2 separate regions of the Homo sapiens genome follow, and region 1 is linked to region 2. A link is a loop called in an ENCODE intact Hi-C map of the cell type or tissue named here. Cell type or tissue: endothelial cell of umbilical vein. All regions are shown on one strand. Links, peaks and the distances in the headings refer to the core of each region. The heading gives the core; the rest is flanking DNA. Region 1 overlaps RHOQ (ras homolog family member Q). Region 2 holds the start of TMEM247 (transmembrane protein 247).

Region 1 (11,449 bases), core at 1-8,000, 100 kb after region 2:
TGACTGGCCAGGAACTTTCTCTCTGAATCGGACATTTGGATGTCTTCTTTCTTCCAAGAAATGGTGGTTCACATTAAAGTATCATGGCCTTATGTATGCTCAAATGGAATCTTATGTAACTTTCTTATTTAATTTTGGTCTGCTTATTTTTAGATAAAATTGAAAGGAATTGTATAAATCAATTAACATATTAGCTGAGTTGTCCAACACATGGTATAAACGAATTACAACAGTAAACTATTACACATTTCCAACTTGCCTTTGGGGATTTATGAGGATTTTTTTTGGTGGGGGGAGGGGGCTCCAATTCATATCTCTGAAACCCTTCACACTTGGTTTACTAATTCAAAGTTAGAAGTCTAGAATTTGCCCTGCCCTAACAGAAACAGATTAGGAATTTGTCTACACAAACTGGTGTCACCTGTTTCTTGACTGGGATTTGGTTTCCTCATTATAAATATGGGAGGTAGAACAGAGATCTCCAACGTCTCTCCCATTTATCACAGTAATTTTCTTATTCACAGTAATCATTGTTGGATGTTACCTTTTCAGCTTCACATTCTCAAGATGGTAAAAATCATGTATATAGATTATCAGAACTCTAAGCAAAGATGACTGTCACATCTGAAGCTGAGGTGCCTTAGGTACTCTACTGACCTTGATGGGTTTGGAGTTCCCCATTGCTTATCAAGAGCTTTTTAATTGCTTTGGTTCTTTAGTTTTTCTTTTTGCAAAAATCCTTCCTGTCACTTTAACTAAAAACCAAAGATTTGTTTTCTATTGATAAGCAGACTAGAGAAAAACTGCCTTATTTTCAGAAGCATGTCTTCATTCAAAGCTTAGGCTTCAATAGAAATTCAGACTAATCACTGAAATGACTATTTCAAACTAGTGAAATATCTGGGAAATAAACTGCTTCAAAAATATTTTACTGACATGAATTTTGCTAGTGAATACAAATACACTGCCTCAAATAAGGCCATGTATGAATGAACTTACAAGATATTTGAGTTAATCAGTGTTTGCATATAGAGAATTAGTTCTAAAGTTCTTAAAAATAAATTTAGGGGCTCCCTGAAATTTTATTTAATACTTTGCTAACTTACACTCTTGTTTTATCTCCACAGGTACATTTTAGGTTAGCTCATGGTGAATTCTATTTACAATAAGTGGAGCTTGGATTAATGGGTTTTGTTATGAATTATCTTAGTGACTTTAGACACTGTTTCCATTTGATTTTTAACTATTTAAAATACCAAATTAAATACCAGTTTGTTGGTTGTTACTTTTAAATGATTGTTACTTTAACAGTGTCCCTTCTTAACACATGGGGTTACAAATAAAATACTATGCATAGTTTACTATCTACGTAAAGCACTGAACTTTTTACCTTAGTAGTTTTTATTTATTACCCTATGTAAACATTTAGGATAATACTCTTTCCTCTATTTATGCTGAGAGTCTACTAATCATTGGCAAAGTATGAGTCCCTATACTCTGTTAAAAAAAGCTCACTGTTAAAGTATAGGGAGAATAGTAATCCCTCATGAATCCCAGCTAGATTCCAATTTGGGTTACTAAATTGTATTTTAATCATTTTGTAATTTCAGTATGGCTCTTTGTTCTCAAACACATACATACCACCACGCACATTCTTTTAAACAGCTGCCACACCTCACCTCCAACAGAATGCCAAAAATGAAATGTTAAAAAATTTTGTCTAATGAAGGGTTACGGCTTGGAACACTTGGTTATTCATGTTATGTAAATCAAGAAGTGCATGCCATCAGCAAATTAAAATGTGGACTGGCTTTGAAGACTGTTAATGATGGGTCAGGCTTTGTACTTACAAGAGTACCTCCTTGGCTTTCCTGAAATAAGCATTTCTTAATCGTAACCCTGTCATTTTTTTAAAAGAGAATTTCTTTAAGGGCCGTTTTCATGATTTTTGAAGATCAAAATAGATTATCAAAATAGGGAACAGCAAAAGGAGGGAGGCTGCCCACTAAGAACTATTCCTCAAGCAAGTTTCCTACTGATTTTCTTATAATTATTCTAAAAATTTTTAAACTACACTATGGCAACAGAATTCATTTGTAAATCCTAGCTTAATCAGGTATTTTCATAATTAGATCCTAAGGTTTTCCTTTAAAACTATTTCCTTATCTCACATACAGACATGTTTCTATTCAACGTTCTTCATGCCACAAATAGGATTTTTTAAAAAAGTGATATCTATTAAATACATAATTCAGCTGCACTGCTATAAAGATTTCTCCAAATTATGGTAATCTGAGATGGCTTTATATAATTATTTTGTTTAAAGAAAATAGGAAACTTAGAACAAAGACATTCATGTAAAGGAAGTCATTCACAAGTGTTTGCCACCAAAATGACAAGGGCCCAAGCACTGGAGGCCAGCCTGGGCAAGATAGTGAGAGTTTTTTATAAATTTACATTTTTTTAGCCAGTAAATAGAAGAAACAACCTATGGTGTATAATCAAATATATTACAACTCAAGTGGGTAAAATTATTAAAATTACCAGGAAGAAGAAAAATCTAATTAAAAAATAAGTGGTACATCAGATGTTAAGTGACCTTAGCCAGCTCATTTTAACATCTGAGCCTCAGTTTCCCCTACAGAACAGGGACAGAAGTACCTACTATACTTAAAATGCAGGGCTGAAGTAATCTCTTAAAATTTGTCATGAAAGCTATAAAGTACCACGTACCAGTATTCTGTATATTACATGTTTTAACTTGAAAAAATTAAACTTACACAAACAGTATTTCTTTGGTCACTGACACTACTATGTAATAAGTAGAACCGGCAGTTTAGAACGAATAGTTCATGAGTAATATACTGTGTGGTAGGAAGTGGTAGGAACTATTCTTTACCCTTGCAAAGCAATCATCTTTTTTTTTTTTGAGACGGACTCTCGCTCTGTCGCCCAGGCTGGAGTGCAGTGGCACAATCTCGGCTCACTGCAAGCTCCGCCTCCCAGGTTCACGCTATTCTCCTGCCTCAGCCTCCCGAGTAGCTGGGACTACAGGTGCCTGCCACCACGTCCAGCTAATTTTTTTGTATTTTTAGTAGAGACAGGGTTTCAATGTGTTAGCCAGGATGGTCTCGATCTCCTGACCTCGTGATCCGTCTGCCTCAGCCTCCCAAAGTGCTGGGATTACAGGCGTGAGCCACCGCGCCCAGCCATAAAGCAATCATCTTTAATACATGCTGTTCTTCATGTGAAATGTCTGTTACAAGAGCAAATTCAGGAGCTGTACAACATACTGGCATTACGTTAACCATCTGTATCCTTACCTCAGAAGGTTACCCTGCTGCTAGCTGTCATTTTTCATAAATTCGAAGAAACAAAATTTTAAGTACAGATAGTGGTTTTAAACTAATCATTGGTAGGCATTTGTGTTAATTTTTAAAGGCTCATATGAATGACTCCATTCATTCGAAACTATTTGTGGAGCCCCTACCTTAACCCAGCAGTTAAAGGTGTAAACTAAGATTAAATTATTTAATTTTGGATACATTTTAGTATAAATTCTTAAAAATGTGTTCCAATATAATAAATATTACTTATAATTTTGGGGGAGATTTACACTGTCACAGATAACATGGAGAAACTGACCTATCTGCAAATCAGAACACCTACAGACATTTAGAACAACTCACAACCATTAGGATTACTGTCTCTCTCGAGATAAAAAGGAAGATAAAATCCAGTTCTCAATCTCTCATGAGCTACTTTTCAATATGTTTGTTTTGTTAATTGTGCTTATCACAAATTTGCATTTGCATGACTGAGAGAGTTCATCTTTCAAAGCCTGCTGACCTACTGGTTATAAATAATCATTTATATTCTCCTCCAAAATTGGTCTTGAACAGTATGTTTTTCCAGATATTCCTAAAGTAAATGTTATTGTCTGATACAGGAATACATGCACAAATGAATCTACTCATTGGGATACATTTCTCTAGTTAAAAATCTACACTCATCCATGTATACACTCTCCTGTGACTAAGAATACTACTTTAGGAAGAGTTATTTGCGAAGGGGTGTGTAGTTCCTGGTCTGGAATTCTTGTCAAAATGACACTAAAAGGTTCTGGTCACAACTCGTGCAAACGAGTTAACTTGGCCAGCATTATTCTCTCTAACATGAAAGTCCTGTTAGCAGAGCATTATCAACATGATTACCCTACGATGAACACGCCTTTTCAATCCAAAACCATTTCATGCCAGTTCAATGTTAACACATTTTTCTCATGCTTGAAACATACAAACCATATTCATATAAATGAGTATTTTATTTTGGTCTAAAACACAGTATCATCCCTTTGGTAATGGAAATACCAATTAACGTAAAAACCTGCAGCTCTTCAATCAATCAAATCCATAATCTTAGTTTTAATCTCCCTCCAGCATTTTGCAGTAATTCATGTAGTTATAATCCTATGATTCCTAGTTTCAACTTATGAAAGAATTATCTGTGGCATCTGTGACTTTAGGAAATGAATATACATATTTCACAAATACTAGATTTCTAACGTGGTAAAACTGAAAAAAAAAAACCCAAAAAATTTTTAAATACAACAATGCCTCATTTATCTGGTGTCTGTTGAGAATAAGTACAAATATTTTAAAACAACTTTAAATTGTTTCAAAGACGATCTCAGGTGTCTAAAATTCAAAATCTCCAAATTCAGTTATTTAAAATACTTTATATCAATTTTCCTTTTTACCTTCGTAAGAAATAAGCATCCTAGCCGAGACTTGATTATTTGGTTCAAATATTTTTAAAGATTGTAGCACTGAAGTCCATAGTTTAAAGGCATGTGTGGATTTGTTAGGGACAAAATCATTGCATATTAGCTTTAAATATTCTCCTACAAATAAATTACGGCCTAAAATACAGACACCACCACAACGGTCAAGGCATGTAATGAAAACAATGTGGGGAAAGAAATGAAATATAATAAGTAATTTAGCTATTCCAAAGAGACCTAAGCTATGACCATTTTTTAAAAAGAAAAGCTATGTTTTAGTTTCCAGCAATGAAAAGAATCATGGTGTAGTGGGGCTCTCATGTGAATCTTAAGTCTCCCTCTTCCCACCTGAGTAATGCTAAGCAAGATGTGTACTCCTCCCCTCTCACACTTGGACTTTCTAGTGTATAAAATGGGAGTAAAACCTACCTTGCACTACGGTTGTCAGGATTAAGTTACTCATTTCACAGTACCAAGCCCCCTGCAGGGTACATGGAGAGATCTATAAGTGCTACGTTTTCTTTCTACTGTCATCTGAAATGTCAGACAGGATTGAAAATTATGTGAAATCCAAATACCCTAAATTGGCATAACTAAATACCAGAGAAATAGATAAATTAACAGTCCACTCTACCAACTGAAAGACTGCTGGGCAGAAAAAATAAAACAACAAACTGAGACAATTAACATATTCTCTAATATATGAGAACTCAAATAAATCATGGAATTTGCATTTTTTGAAGGCTAAAAATATAGTCATTAAACTATGTCTTTTCTAGGTCACAAATGCCTGTAACATTAATTAAGTAATAACCATGTGTCAGGTGCTGAGCTAGGTATTTTAGAGGGATTTTATTATTTCATCCTCACTAGCAAGTGACAAAGCCAGGATTTCAACCCAGTAATCTGATGCCAGAACTCCTAATCATCATGTTACCTGCCTACCCATTAATAAAACGTGAGTTTAAAAACCTCATGGTCAATTTCCTGTGCTCAGAATAACCAACAATATTTCTTAACCTTCCACTAATTTTTTATAACATGAAATACTAGCCATGTTTTGACAAGACATTTTCCAGATGAAAAACCTCATAGCTACATATTCTATGAAATAGTTACAGCATATTAAATCTAAATCACAGTTCAAATCTAAATTATTAAATAATTAAATTCCAGTCCTGGGTGTATTTAAGTATCTGTTGTACTTACTTACACAGAACATATGCTATGCATACAGTAATAACAACAAATACTTATTGATTAGCTATTTAGTTACAGCAGATAAAGAATCAAATTATAAAATACAAAGGTTTTCTGTAGTCCAAATATTTATTTTGTCAGCAACTATAAGCTTTCTCTAGAAGTTGAAAAAGCCTATCTGGATTATGGGAAATTCAAATATTTGTTTTCTTGCTGAGATTTTAAGGCAAATAAGGTAGAGGCAAGAAGATGACTTTAAAGTATTAAAACAACAACAAAGATGACCAACAGTATAATGGGTAGCTACCCTACCATATTCTCTTTAACCATATCCCCTTGCTGCCTTCTACAAAAGAAAGGCTTCCTCCAACTATAAAGATGCCTAATCTTTCATCACTTGCCATTATTTAAAATCACTTAAGATTTATATTAAGTTAAAAAACTTTTACATTGAGATCACATATTTTCAGTGGGCCTTTCCAGTCATTTAATGAAGAAATTATTTTAAACATAAAAATATGCTTGAAACAGCTCATTACAGAATCCACATCACTATAATCTTATGCTTGGCCTCAGGAATGTTATACAATGGTTTGAGTTCAAAGTAAAGAAAACTGAATTAAAACATGTAGTAGATTTTGTGGGGTTTTGTGTGTGTGTGTGCATGTGTGTGTTTTTAAAGGTACAATTGCTTAACCAGATATTCCTGTTTCTCTGACTGGAATATAAATAAAACCAGAACACAATCCAGAAAAGCTTGCTTTACCACAAGCAGATCAAATCGGTATTGGGCTACAAGGAACACAGAACAAGAATCTCTTAATACATGTTCTATTTTAGATAATAAAGTGTATACTGTATTGTCTTCTCATGAAATTTTGCTCTAACAACATCTCCACTTTTAGAAAATGCCATATTCCCTTATCTGATTTATTGCTTCTCTGGGAGATGCTGTTCTGTGGAGTTAGAATTATTAAAAAATAACAATAACAAAAAAACAAACAACCTTGTTTGCTGGAAATAAAAAGTGAAAAAAAAACCTCATTTCTTTAGTTTATTAGTAAATAACTGCTAAAAGGGCAAGGAGCAGATGAGTGCTATATGAATAAAAGATTTTTAATTATACATCAATTCTATCATTCCCTCAACAATACATTTCATAATTTAAAAGGTTTACAGTGAATACGTGGGTCATTAACTTGGAATATTCTAAAAACAACCCAATAGTAAAGATAATTACATGGCCAGTAATATTCCAGCTGAATGAAACACTCTTAATGGAAACCAACACTTGTTATGTATTTAAATTAGATTTAAAATTAAATTAATTTCCAGCTACCTAGAAAATCTTTTTAAAAAGTCAGTAATTCAAATGGAAACTTTACATTAATTTAAAAAGTAATACCATCAATTTGGATCTAGTTCATCCTTATTGTTAACAAGCACTGAGGGAGAAAAATGGGTCATCAGCTAAAAGCCTGAACAATCCCAAAATGGGTGACTGAACTGTAAATAATTAAGATATATATTTTCTAAGCAAACCTAAACACATATTTTATAAAGCACATATATTCATTCCTCTTAGTTCAGTTTCTACTACTGCACTGTCTTGTAAACAGAAAAGACTTAAATTATGTGTAATATATCAAACCTTTACACTCTAATGTATTGCATCATATACAAAATGATTATTATATCTTACCAACTCATTAAAGCTAATGTCCCATAGTACTTTATTTATCAATACTTTCTATTTAGATTTAATTGCATTACTTGATAGCAATGAATCTACACAGTTTCAATTTTCTGTGTATACTTTTCAATGATTTTGATTGTCCTCCAATTTAGAAATCACTGACACTCTGTTGAATGACATCAAGTATGGATGACTTCTATAAGATGTCAACTTAAGAAACCTTTACTAGCACCAAAAACTTGAGATGGGAATCTGTGACGATACACACACCAAACCTCCAAGGATTTCTCTAATATAGTGATGAAGAGTTAAAACAGGGAAGGGCAAACCTATCAGACCTATTAAACATGAAACAACAATTTGACTTTCGGGGAGACACGACATCTAACTGAAAGCACAAAGAATAGAGCTAAATGTAGGCAGTTATGTGCAAGGCACACAATCTGGATCCCACATTTGGCAAATGAGGTATGTATCAAAGATTTAATTCATCAATTCATTAGGTAGGACTCTACCCTACAGAGAAAATTGGACAAATATGCAAAGATGTATAAGTATGATAATGACCATATTTGATAATAAAATAATAATAGTAAAATAGGAAATGACCTAAATGTTCTTTAATAAAAAACTGGTACAATATTTTACACAAATAATCGAATATTACATATATGTAAGTTTTCATTGACATAGAATGAGCTCCATAATATACTGCTGAGGGGAAAAAGCAGATTAAAAACAACATGAATATTATAGTTACAGGCATGGAGAGAGACAGCTGCAAAAATTATCACCAAAAGCAAATGGAGGTTTCCTCTGGGTGGTTGGGGAGGAAAGTAATTTTTACTTTCTTCCTTAGAATTACTAATATTGCTTTAATTTTCTAAATAAATATACATTATCTTCGTGATCAGAAAAAAATTATCTTCATGTTGGAAAAAGAAAGCACATTTATTTTTTAATACCATAATTCTTTTTGGGAGTAATTACTCTGTGAACCTAATTAGAAAAATTCAAGAAGCTATAGATTCAAAGATTTTATCACAGCAGTGTTTATTATCACAAAATACTGGCAATAATCTAAATGATCAATAGTGAATTTGTTAAATAAGTTATAAAGTATATAATGGCATACTACAAAGTCATTAATATTAAGATAAAGATACAGTCATCACTGTAAGTTCAGTGACCTTGGGAATGTTACATACCCTCTAGGTGTCAGTTTCCTCATCTGTAAAATGGGTATAAAAAGAGCACTTACCTCACAGTGCTTTACCTAGCATATCAGCTTTATCTTATTGTGATACAAGACGAAAAATCTGATGTTTGTGAGCTTTCTTGATAACACAGGCCGCTGCTGCAAAAATTACCTTGCTATCTGCTTCTAAAAATTTCAAGAGGAACATTCAATTTGGCCATCAATCAAGTTCAGAAAATATGAATATAAGACCACAAGGGCAATAAATATCAAAGTTGAAAATAGGAAATTTCTGCAGCTATTAACCTAGTTTTTAAAAATTCCTATACTGGCTGGGCTCGGTGGCACACACCTGTAGTCCCAGCCACTTGGGAGGCTGAAGCAGGAAGATCGTTTAGGCCCAAGCATTAGAGGACAGCCTGGGCAAGAGAGTGAGAACCTGTCTTTTTTAAAAACAATAAACAAACCGCCTATATACAATCACAAAATAAGCTTGTTTATTCATCTACACATGTGCAAAAAATAGTGCTAGAAGATAAAACCAGGGCTACCTAGACACCTGTGGCACTGGACAGTCCCCATTAAGAAGCTGCCCAGATTACAGTGACTGATAGAAGTGGTATCCCTACTTAATTGAACAACAAAACAATTTACATATACACACTAGTTTGCTTCATCTGTTTTACTATCATTGTACAAACATTTATTTTGTTGCTTTAAGTAACTGAAACCAACCTGCCATGGTCTTTCCCAATCCAGTGGAATAGGAAGTGCTCCAAGCCATGCTCCTACAAAGCTAGAAATTGTAGTGATCTGGAGACTATTCTCCCATATGGATGTAACTCTGTGAAACACAAATTGGTACATCGTTGGTGGTATATACATGAGCTGCTGGAGAATCCAACAAGCACTAGCACACATTATCAGTATACATATATTTCCTGCTAATTTAAAATGAAAATCTCAAAATGACATATACATATTTACCATGAACTATTAATAGTTAATTGGTAAGAAGATGTAAATGTTTTCCATTGGAAAGGTAATATACAGACGCACTAGGAGTCAAACCATGTTAAAGAGCATTTGTAGAAACAGCTAAGTCTTCCACCCCTATCATCAACTCCTGGTTCCTTTCCCCACAGGCAACTGCTATTATGCTAAATTATTACATATTCTTCCAGAAATATTTTATACAGGCACAAATACACACATAATTTTGTTTTGAAGGATATATGTACATTTGCATAAATACACATGTACATATGTATATTTCTTCAAAACAAAACTCAGATGCATCATGTTATAAACCAAGTTTTGCTTGTTTTTCCTTGTTAACAGCTGTAACAGTATTCCATTGTATGGATGGTGCATCATTTATTCAACCAGTCTTTCTTTTTTTTTTTTTTTTTCAGACGGAGTCTCACTCTGTGTCCAGGCTGGAGTGCAATGGAGCGATCTCGGCTCACTGCAACCTCAGCCTCCCGGGTTCAAGCGATTCTCCTGCCTCAGACTCCTGAGTAGCTGGGATTACAGGTGTGTGCCACCATGCCCAGCTAATTTTTGTACTTTTAGTAGAGATGGGGTTTCACTGTGTTGGCCAGGCTGGTCTCGAACTCCTAACCTTGTGATCCACCCACCTTGGCCTCCCAAAGTGTTGGGATTATAGGCATGAGCCACTGCACCCGGCCTCAACTAGTCTTTCTTACAGCACACTTCATTTATATAAACCAATTCAATTTACTTGGCAAGAAACAGGCAGAGAACAAGAACAAAGTATTTCAAAAGATCTGGTGATTCTGCCTACCGTTCCTATTTACTAAGTGCACATCTGAGAGTGTAAAGGTGGAAAGACTTAATTCTGCCATTCTCTTAGTAGGTGTTAGTTTCAGCCTGGCCCTCATAGGGTGAACACTTCATCATGTAGAACAGGAGTCTGGTTACAGTCAGGTAAAAGCCCACTGCAATGCACTAAGTGGGGTCCAAATATTCAATTGTTTAAATTGCAAGGTGAAGTTATTGAAAAGTAGCCTCTTCTAGATAGTATGGGGGAAAACATTTGTTTTGTTAGATGATTTATTTAACTAGAAACAGGCCAATTATTACACGCAAAATGTACACTGAATTTTAAAAGTCCCAAATGATGACAAGTCAGTTCACAAACCAATCCCTCTATCATCCTCCATCTCATACTCCCCAACTACACAAGATAAGAGCCTTAGCTTGTTTCCATTGAGAAGCAGGGCTAAGAACGGGCTGGAGCCAATCACATATATCCAAATTTGTACTATTTGTAGGGCTTTATTATTCTTTTTTATTTCATGTAACACCTATAAATATAAGTCAGCTTTTTCAACTAGCATTCAATAGAACAGAGATGTGTTCCAATGTTGGAAGGAAAAACTGGCCAAGTTCAATGTAAAGGGAATTGTACTATTTTAGCAATTTAAAGGATTTCCTAGGCCAATTTTTGACTACATGTGGCTGACAATGATGACTAAGCTTCAACTTAACACACACCTCCTCTATACTGTAATACATAAAGTGATGTGCCTGGAAACATAAGGTGTGG
Region 2 (11,485 bases), core at 1,883-9,882:
TTTTCTCTAAAATTCTCTTCTTACTTCATTTCATTCATTTGATCTTCAATCACTGATACCCTTTCTTCCACTTGATCAAATCGGCTACTGAAGCTTCTGCATGCGTCATGTAGTTCTTGTGCCATGGTTTTCAGCTCCTTCAGGTCATTTAAGGTCTTCTGTATGCTGTTTATTCCAGTTAGCCATTTGTCTAATCTTTTTTCAAGGTTTTTAGCTTCTTTGTGATGGGTTCAAACATCCTCCTTTAGCTCGCAGTGTGTTATTACTGATCGTCTGAAGCCTTCTTCTCTCAACTCATCAAATTCATTCTCCGTCCAGCTTTGTTCCATTGCTCGCGAGGAGCTGCATTCCTTTGGAGAAGAGGTGCTCTGATTTTTAGAATTTTCAGCTTTTCTGCTCTGGTTTCTCCCCATCTTTGTGGTTTTATCTACCTTTGGTCTTTGATGATGGTGATGTACAGATAGGGTTTTGGTGTGGATGTCCTTTCTGTTTGTTAGTTTTCTTTTTAACAGTCAGGACCCTCAGCTGCAGGTCTGTTGGAGTTTGCTGGAGGTCCACTCCAGCCTGATCCTTGCTCTAGAAGCTTCATCTCAGAGGGGCACCCAGTGGTATGAGGTGTCAGTCAGCCCCTACTGGGAGGTGCCTCCCAGTTATGCTACTTGGGGGTCAGGGACCCACTTGAGGACGTAGTCTGTCTGTTCTCAGATCTCAAACTCCGTGCTGGGAAAACCACTACTCTCTTCAAAGCTGTCAGACAGGGACGTTTAAGTCTGCAGAAGTTTCTGCTGCCTTTTGTCCAGCTATGCCCTGCCCCCAGAGGTGGAGTCCACAGAGGCAGGCAGGCAGGCCTCCTTGAGCTGTGGTGGGCTCCACCCATTTCGAGCTTCCTGGCTGCTTTGTTTACCTACTCAAGCCTCAGCAATGACAGACGCCCCTCCCCCAGCCTTGCTGCCGCCTTGCAGTTGGATTTCAGACTGCTGTGCTAGCAGTGAGCGAGGCTCCGTGGGTGTGGGACCCTCCAAGCCAGGAACAGGCTATAATCTCCTGGTGTGCCATTTGCTAAGACCGTTGGAAAAGCACAGTATTAGGGTGGGAGTGTTCTGATTTTCCAGGTACTGTCTATCATGGCTTCCCTTGGCTAGGAAAGGGAATTCCCCCACCCCTTGCACTTCCCGGGTGAGGCGATGCCCCTCCCTTCTTTGGCTCATGCCCCGTGGGCTGCACCCACTGTCCGACAAGCCCCAGTGAGATGAACCTGGTACCTCAGCTGGAAATGCAGAAATCACCTGTCTTCTGCGTTGCTCACGCTGGGAGCTGTAGACTGCAGCTATTCCTATTCAGCCATCTTGGAACTCCCCCTCCTACCCTATCTAATTTTCACATCGGTGCTGCAACGTAGGGAAGTGGCTAAATCTTTATCCCATTTACAAATGAATACACTTTCCCTTGATCACACAGCCGGAGAGAGTAGCGAAGCTGGAATTCAAATGCAGCCCTTTGTCTTTCCATATTGCAATCCTGCTTTCAACTACCAAAGATGTTTTGCTGCTTTTTTCACAAAATGGAAGATGACAAAATACATTCCCCAGCCCTCCATTCTACCCACGTGGAAGTATGAATGATGGGTTGTATTAGTGTCCTAGGTTTGCTGTAACCAAGAACCACAGACTGGTTGGCGTAAATGACACAAATTTATTTTCTCGCAATCCTGGAGAGTCAGCATCAGAGATCAAGGTGCCAGCAGGGTTGGTTCCTTCTGAGTGCTAGGAGAGAAAGATCTATTCCAGGTCTACGATGGTTAATTTTACATGTTGACGTCAGTGAGCCATTGGATGGCCAGATCTCTGATTAAATGTTATTTCTGGGTGTTTCTGGAAGAGATTAACATTTGAATTGGTGGACTGAGTAAAGCAGTCTGCCCTCCTCAATGTGGGTGGGATTCATCCACTCCACTGAGGGCCTAAATGGAACAAGGCAGACTGCCAGTTGAACTGGTGCTCTCAATTCAATTGCCTGACTACATGAGGTGATCCGTCAGTCTTCTCCTGACCTTGGACTGGGACTTCCACCATCAGTGCTCCTGGTTCTCAGGCCTTTGCGCTCAGACTGGAATTTATACCACCCGCTTTCCAGGGACACCAGCTTGCAGATGGGAGATCATAAAACTTCTCAGCCTCCATAATTGCATGAGCCAATTCTGTGTAATAAATGTCATTTTATGTTTCTTTGGAGAACCCTAATACAATGCCGGTCTCCTTGGTTTGTAGATAGCCATTTTCTCCCTTGTCTTCACATCATCATCTTCTTACAAGGACACCAGTCATACTGGATTAGGATCCCACCCTAATGATCTCACTTTCACTTAATCACCTCTATAAAGACCCTGTCTCCAAATAAGGTCACATTCTGAGGTACTGGGGGCTGGGAGTTAATACTTCAACATATGAATTTTGGGAAGAGAGGGGGACCTGGTTTAGCCCATAACAGGGTTTGTGGAGCTGTGACTCATTTCCAACACAATCTTCATTTAAAAAAGGAACCCAAGGAAATGGATTTCAAATGGTGGAATTCTGAGTTGCATGAGTTGGAACTCTAGTTTTCAAAGCCATCCTTATGGGCAGCAAAGGCCCATCCTGCAGTTCTTAATGTTAGCATGTTACTACCTCAAAGGTGTCACACCCTCCACCAAAGGGGCCCTAGCAACTTGTAGAATGTAGGCTATGATGACGACAGGGGATTGTGATGGTGGCCAGGCTGTGGAATCTGGTGAGGCCAAATGTCAGCACCTCAAATGATGTCTTGTGACCCCACCTGGCAGCGTTCTGGTTTTCTGGATGGCAGCAGAGGACAGGGAGATGATGGAAGCCCGGGGTGCGGGAGAAAGTTGCCCGACCTTCCCCAAGATGGTGCCTGGTGACTCCAAGTCTGAAGGGAAGCCAAGGGCTTATCTGGTAAGGGGGCTGCTGTGTCTCACCACCCCCGCCTATTCCGTCAGGGGGAGCAAGAATACTGTAGGAACACATGCTTTGAGCTTCCAGACAACTGCCAAGAACATCAGGTGACATGTACCCCAGCCCTGTAACTGGCACCAGCTGTCACCAGGGACCAGGTAGCCCTCCATAAGATTGTGAAGTCATATGAAGCTGGGTTTGGTCTCCTCTATCTACCTCCCCACTTGGGGTCCTTTCCTTGCTGGGTGGATAGGACCTGGCTCCCCACCATAGCCCTCTTCCTGGTCCCCAAATATTTAGGTTCTCTCAATTCAGACCCTGGGTTTCTTTCTCCCTCTGTAACTTCCTGAAGACCTGGCATCTAACTGACCTCAAAGTCAGGTAGAGTTGAGGATGGGCCCGGAAGTTGCCTCTTTGGTGATCAGAAAAATCACTAGAAAAATGGACATCAATCTACTCAACTCCCAGTGCCTCCACTTGCAACTTTAGGGCACTATTACTTTGTGCTAGTTTGCCCTCTCCTTGACCCGCAGGTCCTGACAACTCCCGGTAAGAGCACTTCTAATAAGAATTCAGCCTAGATCTTTACAATTCAAACACCCCAGTCCACTGCGGCCTGGGGCTGCGGGAGTTCCATGGGGTCAGGGGCAGCCCCATCCTGACTCTTCAAGGTACCTCCCCTCCCTGCTTCCCCTACGCCAGGAGGCAGAGTCCCAGAAGCCAGACTCCTCCTATGACTACTTGGAAGAGATGGAAGCTTGTGAGGACGGAGGCTGCCAAGGGCCGCTTAAATCGCTGTCCCCCAAGTCCTGCCGTGCTACCAAAGGCCAGGCTGGCGACGGACCCAAACCCGCAGAGCTGCCCCCGACCCCTGGGACTGAGCGCAATCCCGAGATGGAGCTGGAGAAGGTGCGCATGGAGTTCGAGCTCACGCGGCTCAAGTACCTGCATGAGAAGAACCAGCGGCAGCGGCAGCACGAGGTGGTGATGGAGCAGCTGCAGCGGGAGCGGCAGCACGAGGTGGTGATGGAGCAGCTGCAGCAAGAGGCGGCGCCCCGCCTGGTGGGTGACAAGGAACGGGGCACTGGGAGGAGGGAGGCCTGGAGCTGAAGTCCCATGGGGCCTGGAGCAGGCGCCCACCTTCCCTGCTTTGCGCGGCACCCCACCCTGCAGATCCTGGATCTCGGCTGAAAGGGGCTGAGCATCCACTCGGGCGGTCTCCAGCCCTCTCCGCCTTGGCTCACTTCCAGAGATGTCTGCTCACTGCCTTAAAGCTCGCTACCCTACCTGGCCAGCTCTGTTAAACAGAGCTTCCACGGGAAGCTGAGATGTGACTCTCTAAGGAGAGCTGAGGCCGGGAGGGTCCCCAGAACCACATCGCCCACCCGACAGCCTTTTTGGTAGCTTCAAGGAAAAGTCTTCAACATTTCCTCCCTCTTCCACCGCTCACAAGTCCTCTCTGCATCTCTTAAAATTTGATGCCTGGAGACTAGACCCAGAATCCCCACTGCACCCTGGCCAGTGGATTTTGATAGAACCATCACCTCCCCGATCAGGGCTATGTTTATTCTGTTGGATCATACTGCCTTCTAGTCAACTGAAACAGCCATCTTTTCACAAGAAGTACACCACTGTTCCCTAATCTGTATTAAATGGGGGATAAGAATGCCTACTTGAGATTAAATGGGATGTGAAGAGCTTAGCACAGTGGCTAGGCTATCATAAGCATTCAATAGTGGAAGATGTTGTTTAAAGCAGTGTTTCCTGCACTTTAAAGTCAGAAAGTCCTGGATTAAAATGCCAGTTATAAACTCCCTGACATTGGGCAAATTACTAATTTCCTTTGAGCTTTGGCTTGCTCATCCATGAAGTAGTACCTACCTCACAGGGTTGTTGTCAGGAATCAATGAGAGAACACACGCAAAGCACTTTGCAATTAGCCCAGCACATTAGGTAAGCACTCAATAAACGTTAGCTACTACCATTTTTATGTACTCATGCAATTCACTTCTTGACCCAAATGCAACAACATACATTTATCACTTTTCAGTTTTATTGGGATATGATGTATTAGCTGTGCTTCCCAGCTCTGAGTCATCCTCAGTTCTGAGAACCATGCCTTCTGCCTTTATCCAAATCATTGCTGTAATTGTTGAGGAGGAAATGACCTAAAGTAAATACCACTAAATGTCTCTGTATAGGTTGGCAATGTTCCATTAATCATCACCCTTGAGTTACATTTTATCCTGCTCACATTTCTCCACCTTATCCAAAAAACGGAGACGCACTGTCAAATGGTTTCCCAAAATTAAGATATTACATTACCTATAGCATTTCCCCAATTGACTGGTCCAGTTTTGTTTCTGTTTTTTTAAGAAAGTAAGGTTGGTTTTGCATCATTTGTTCTCAATGAGCACGTGCTGGCTTCTTAAACAATTATCTTTTTTTCTGTTCACAAAATACCTGCTTCATTATAAACATGAAATGATTTCACTGAACTCAGTCAAGCTTACTGAACTTGGATTTCCAGAATCTTCCCCTGCCCCCACACCCTTTTTGAAAAGTCTAGAAAACATTTGCCTATTGCTTAGACTTTAGCACACTTCCTAATATTTTTGAATTCTAAGTTCCATTTGCAAACTTGTGACTTTTCTCAGTAGCCTGGGATAAAATCTGTCACAAAGTGGAACCTGAAACTATTTAAAGCAGATATGATATTGTAACTATGCCTTTGGCCTGTGTCTCCTCCTAACCATATTTATTTTACCCCCTTTTCAGTTTGAAAATCTTTCTCCTTGCTGGATGAGATGGAAATCTTTGGTATATAGTCCTCTCTCTATTTCTCTCTTCTGCTCAAGAATTAGAACATTGAAAGTATTTTGAAAAGTCTAAAGGGTTTCACAAGCACTTTCTTTTTTAATGAAAGTCATAATGATCACTCATCAGCATTTCAGACTGAAACACGTGCAGACTGCAGACAGGTGGCAAAGTCCAGGGGTCCAGAGCCATACTGAGCCTGCAGAGAACCGTCGGGTCAGCCCCGTCCTCCACTCCCATTAGAACACTGGATTGCTTCCTCTGGTCTCCAACCTTCCTAGCTATTCATTTTAGAGGCAGCATCATCAGGTCATTTTCTGTCCCCTCAGTTTGGTCTAGTTGCCCTCACATTTTATGCAGCTGTTTCAACAGTGATGTGTCCCCATCCTCCAGCCTTTGGTGATAGTTTACAAAAGTGCTTACTTTTTGTGCATTTACTAAAAATTGGGGAGTTGACTTGATGTTGTACCTTCCTCTCTTCTCTTTTTCTGGGAGGGTGAATAGATGGACGGACAGAGAGAGTGTATTGAATTGAAAATACCTCTTTGAGTGTGTTTCTAGCTAGTTTAGGGCATCTCGGTCCCTGCCACCTGGTGCTTTCCAAAAATATGCCATGATTTTTACAAATATTTTAAAAAATAATGCATGGGTTATGCCCTCTTAACTATGGATCAAAATAATATCAGCTTTTGCCTTACTTATACATTGATACTTTCTACAGTTAAAATGAAGACTGTTGGGCCCCAGTTATATAGATTCAAGAAAAGAGCAACCCACAGACAGAATTAGCCAGACAACTCAAGCTGCTTTCCCCCAGCCCAAATACTCTGAGGGTTTAGGGAGACCCCATCACCTATCTCTCAGCACCTGCCTCCAAGAGACACCAAACCCTGGACTGAAGGACCATGGGCTGACCCACGTGATATGTGTCAGGACCCAGGGAGTGAGAAACAGTCATTTATATGCAAGGGACACCATGTCATTGGGCCACTGTCCAGGAAACTAGGTTGAATGTCAGGGCACTGTGAGAGAACACTCCCAAGACCCAACATCCACATGTGGGGCTCTTGGAGTCAGAGGGAGAAGACCCACGTGTGTGGCTCCAATGGGCCGTACAGACCATAAAGAGAAAGGAAGGTGGTGGCCTGGCGCCCCAGTCAGGAGGGATAAGAGCAGCTCAAAAAGTAAAAAATGATGAGTTCCTTCTATGTGCTAGTTACCTGACTAGGAATGTTCATTATCTCACTTTTCCTCCTTGTGATCTTTTGTTTTGTTTTATTTTTTTAAGAAACAGGATCTTGCTGTCTCACCCAGGCTGAAGTTAGTGGCATGAGCATAGCTCACCATAACCCCGAACTCTTGGGCTCAAGTGATCCTTCCACCTCAGCCTCCCAATAGATGGGACTATAGGCACACGCCACCAGATTTGGCTAATTTTTAAATTTTTTTTTATAGAGATAGGGGTCTCACTACATTGCCCAGGCTGGTCTCAAACTCCTGGCTTCAAGCAATCCTCCCACCTTGGCCTCCCCAAGTACTGGGATTATAGGTATGAGCCACCTTGCCCAGCCCTCATGATTTTGGAAATGGGCACTATTACCCTTTCTTTAGGTGAAGATGATGACTTGAGGTCACATACAGGCAGGGTCAGAGCAGGACTGAACCTAGATCTGCCTGGCGCCAACAATGGCATCATCATCTCCACTGTCTTCTCTCCCCCACAGTTTTCAGGAGGCCTCCAGAACTTCCTGCTGCCCCAGAACCAGTTTGCCATGTTCCTGTACTGCTTCATCTTCATTCACATCATCTATGTCACCAAGGAGATGGTCTTCTTTCTCTTCGCCAAGCACTACCTATTCTGCATTGCAGCCATTTTGCTCTGTTTGATTAAAACTTTCTGGTCATACTTCCAAGTGCCTTTGCTCTCTCCCTCACTGGGAACCCTCGCCCCTGCCATGCTAGAGTGTTATCCGTGCATGATCCCAGCCTCCCAGGCACCTCCTTTTTTCACTTTGTGCCTCTGTCCAATCAGAATCCACTCTTAGGAAGGGCCCTGCTGTCAGTCATTTACACCTGAGAGTGAAGAAACACGTTCATGCCCCTTATACAGAAACTGAGTTCTCACTGTGGACATGATGCCTTATCCCAAGAGGACGATTTCAGATGTTAGCAGGTCAGGGAGATATCTGCAGGGAAGGTGGGTTTAGAACACCTTTCCAGAACCATAGAAGTACATCATGACCAAGCTGGCTTGGGTTTCACCACATCTACTCATGTTCATAGACCTCTGAGGGGTGGGAAGCCTGTGATTTGCTTGGGAGCAGCCCCCGCCCCCATCTTCTGCAAAGATGTCCATGTCCTAATCCCCAGGATCATGAATACTTTATATGGCAAAAGAGGCTGAGATGTGATTGTGTTTAAGGACCTTGCAGTGGGGAAATGATCCCAGATTATCCAGGTAGGCCCGCGGTAGTCACAAGGGCCCTTGTAAAAGGGAGGCAGGAGGGTGCGAGTCAGAAAGGAGATGTGACCATGGAAGCAGGGGCCAGAATGACGTGGGACTGCGGGTCAGGGAACATGGGAAGCCTCTAGAAACCAGAAAAGGCAACAGAAGGATTCTCTGCTAGAGCCTCCGGAGGGAGCCCAGCCCTGCCACCCCATGTTAGGCTCCTGAAGCCAAGATGCCCAAGCTCCCTCCAGCTTGCCAACATGGCAGGATACCATCACCAGGCCACTGGCCAGGACTCATTTAGCACTGGGCCTGAGGAGACTTGTACACAGCTGGCCTTCAGACAGCATATGGTCAAAAAGGAGAGGCAGTGAAGCTCCAGCGAGCCTGGCACAGGCCTAGCTGAACCTGGTGGACAAGGGGTACCCCTATCACTAAGCTGTGTATCCCCTGGGTGAGGCATGTGGCAAAATAAGGGCATACTCCTAGGGGACATAAGGAAGGAGGAATTAAGTGCCTGATTAGACCCAGAGGACGTCATTAATTCTACTCTATTAGAAAGCTGGACATGGAAAAAAAAAAAGTTGACACACACCCCCACCCCGTACCCACCTACTAACCCAAGCACACAGACTCACAAAAATGCAGAAAGGCTAACCCAGAAACAAATACACTGACACAGAGATACAAAACAAGTATACAGTTGTCCACAGTAGAGAGGTTTACAGCCCCTCAAATAAACACACAACAACCCAAAGGAACAGACTTTGAACACCAGAAGGCTCACGGTCAGGCACAAAGTGAAGCTGCCCTGCAAGTATGCAACAAAGGGGTTCAACTCCCCCAGTCACCAGCCCCTCAGCCCTTCAATACACACACTCCTTGCAGACTGTCGGCTACTCTGAGCCCAGCAGCCCAGCCACGATGGCTGGCTGTGCCACAGGACACTTTAGTGATAATGTGGCAAACTGAATGAGGCTGGACACAGCTGTGCAATTAATCAAGTCTTTACTGACCCCTTCTCTCCTCTGGCATAGGGCTCTGCCTTAAGAGTGACAAGAGAATAAGTTTCTGTCTCATTGGGCTCTCGAGCGACTCTCAGTAAAATCACGTGAAAAAAATGACTGCCTTGGGACTTCAATGTCAGTACACATTATCATGCCATGTAAGTCCATGGTGACTTCTCATTTCCCACCCAACTCCATATATCCAATCCCATTGATAGCTGCATGTGACAGGTACTTAATTTGGAAGTGATAAAAGTATCATTTCTCATTAAACTTTCAAGGAAGGGCCGTTGTGGTATGGGTCACTTCTTCTGATCATTTTATTTGATCTGGGTTTCTGCCCCATGGGGTTGAGGTGAGAGAGATGGAGATAAGGATAGCAAAAAGTTTAAGGTCCACCTGTTTACCTTCTTAGAGCAGACAGAACTGGGCATTTATAAAACACACACACACACACACACAAACCAAAACACCCAAGTGCGTAAGGTCATTTAATCCATCCATCTGTTGCCAGGTAAAACTAGACTTAAATACATTCATTTTTCTTAATCTTCAGAGAAAGTAAACTCCCCTGAACGGTTAAGTGAGCATCTCATCCCACATGTTTAGCCACAGGCATGAAATCTACTCTTCCCTATTGTGTTTGAATACTGAAGCCACTAGCCTCAGATCTGCCCTCTAGGAAAATGAGAACTACTCATGGTCACTCCCTAAACTTAGAACAGATCTTCTGATTCAAATGCAAAGCAGAAAATCAGAAGAGAGAGGGAGGCAAAGGATAGGAAAAAGGCCCAGCTAAGCAGTTACCAGCCAGGTAACAAGCCAATGTACAAGCGCCTCTTCAGCACCAATGCTAACATACCATGCGCCCTAAGTCCCTAAGGAGGCTATCTTCACCAAAACCCTGCAGGTAGAAATGTATATCATCTCCACTTCACAGCCAGGGATACCGAGGTTCAGAGACGTTAGACTTAACTGAGATCATCCCAGAGCACATGTTCTTTCCATGTTACCCTGCTCCCAAGATCCTACCTTGGGAGGATCTCACAACCTTGCTGGGGAGATGAGTTTAACACACATGAAAATGTAAAGCAGCTATCAGTACACAGACCTCAGCTATAAACGAGATCATAGAAGAGCTCCCTGGAGCCCTGGGTGATAGAGGAAGTCTTCTTAAAAGACGAGCTCATAAGGCTAGGTAAGCCCGAACAGGTGGAAATCAGGAGGGATACCTCACACAAATGAAGATTAGGGTGGGAGTGTGTAACGTGTATCCAGGAGGGAAGGGTCACTCTTGCTCCAGGGAATGGTGTACAAGGTAACAGGCCTGGAAAATTGGTTTGGGGCTAAGTGTTAGGGAGCCTTGAATATTGGTCTGAGGAATATAAACTTAATCCCTTGGGAAATAGGCAATACACTAAAGATTATAGAGTGGAATAGTAATTCAAAACAGATAAATAAAAGCCTTCCTCCTCCTTTAATTCCTGGGGGCCGCTTTTTTGCCTGGACCTTCCCGTTTCCAGACCAAAAACTTTCTGAGGTCCTGCGTTTGAGGATTACTTTCAGCTGTAAAAGAAATCCAGCCACAATGGCTTCACCAAATAGAGGTTTGTGTTGCTCACATACCAAGAAGTCCCAGGTAGTCCATCCACGGCTGGTGAAACTGCTCTCAGAAGTCATAGAGGACTCAGGTGGTGCCTTCCTCCACCACCACAGGGCTCTTATCCTCAGCCCATGGCTTCCCGCCTCAGTGTCAAGTTGGCTGAAGCAGCTCCAAGTACCAGGTCCGTTACTCCAGGTCAGAAAAGGAGCCGCCTTTTAAAAGCATCCCAGGAAGCCCCACCCAGAGACTTCTGCTTCCGTGCCATTGGTCAAACTAAGGTCATGTGGCTGCACCTATCTGTAGGGTGTCTGAGGTGGTAAGGTTTTTGCGTGGACACTGTTGCAGCCTCAAACAGAATTAGAATTCTGATAGTATGAGTGGAGGGGGGAGATACTGAATTAAGCAAATAACTGGTGTATCATCCCTAATTCCTTAGGCCCAGCTCCCACTCCCTTCCTGAGCTGCTGAGCCAGAAAGCCTTGATGGGGTTGAAACCATCAGATGGAGCACAGCCGTAGCCAATCTGGGCCGGGCCACTGCTGCACTCTGCTTTAAGGAAGAGTACTGCATACCACAGCAGGGAGGTCATGGTTTTCCCTGGCCACACGCCTGGAGCCACTCTGCCTTCATCCTCCTGACCTCTGCCTGAAGCCCATGA

What was found. A loop is a pair of places that touch in the nucleus more often than their neighbours do. Peaks named below come from ENCODE experiments on the same cell type or tissue, not always from the same donor. Only the 100,000 strongest peaks of a DNase experiment are listed, where the experiment ranks them.
Region 1: a loop joins it to region 2, with 2.3 times the contacts of the local background. A loop is called at or near these places in 6 of 110 quality-filtered maps.

The regions. Positions count from the first base shown.
Region 1 is chr2:46,582,863-46,594,311 of GRCh38, forward strand. It overlaps RHOQ (ras homolog family member Q), which reads left to right. Exons shown (of 5, transcript NM_012249.4): 5 at 1-1,826. It overlaps PIGF (phosphatidylinositol glycan anchor biosynthesis class F), which reads right to left. Exons shown (of 6, transcript NM_002643.4): 5 at 9,613-9,721. It overlaps LOC124906003 (a long non-coding RNA gene), which reads left to right and starts at 10,496. Exons shown (of 2, transcript XR_007086307.1): 1 at 10,496-11,449. RefSeq lists a silencer at 3,125-3,308. In endothelial cell of umbilical vein, for the core only: no CTCF peak of the experiment used is centred there; no DNase peak of the experiment used is centred there.
Region 2 is chr2:46,476,752-46,488,236 of GRCh38, forward strand. TMEM247 (transmembrane protein 247) reads left to right here and starts at 2,814. Exons shown (of 3, transcript NM_001424184.1): 1 at 2,814-2,951; 2 at 3,654-4,013; 3 at 7,493-7,674. The coding sequence starts at 2,835. The coding sequence ends at 7,674. RefSeq lists enhancers at 584-1,150, 1,151-1,717, 5,963-6,012. In endothelial cell of umbilical vein, for the core only: no CTCF peak of the experiment used is centred there; a DNase peak (open chromatin) is centred at 5,040; H3K27ac peaks cover 671 bases.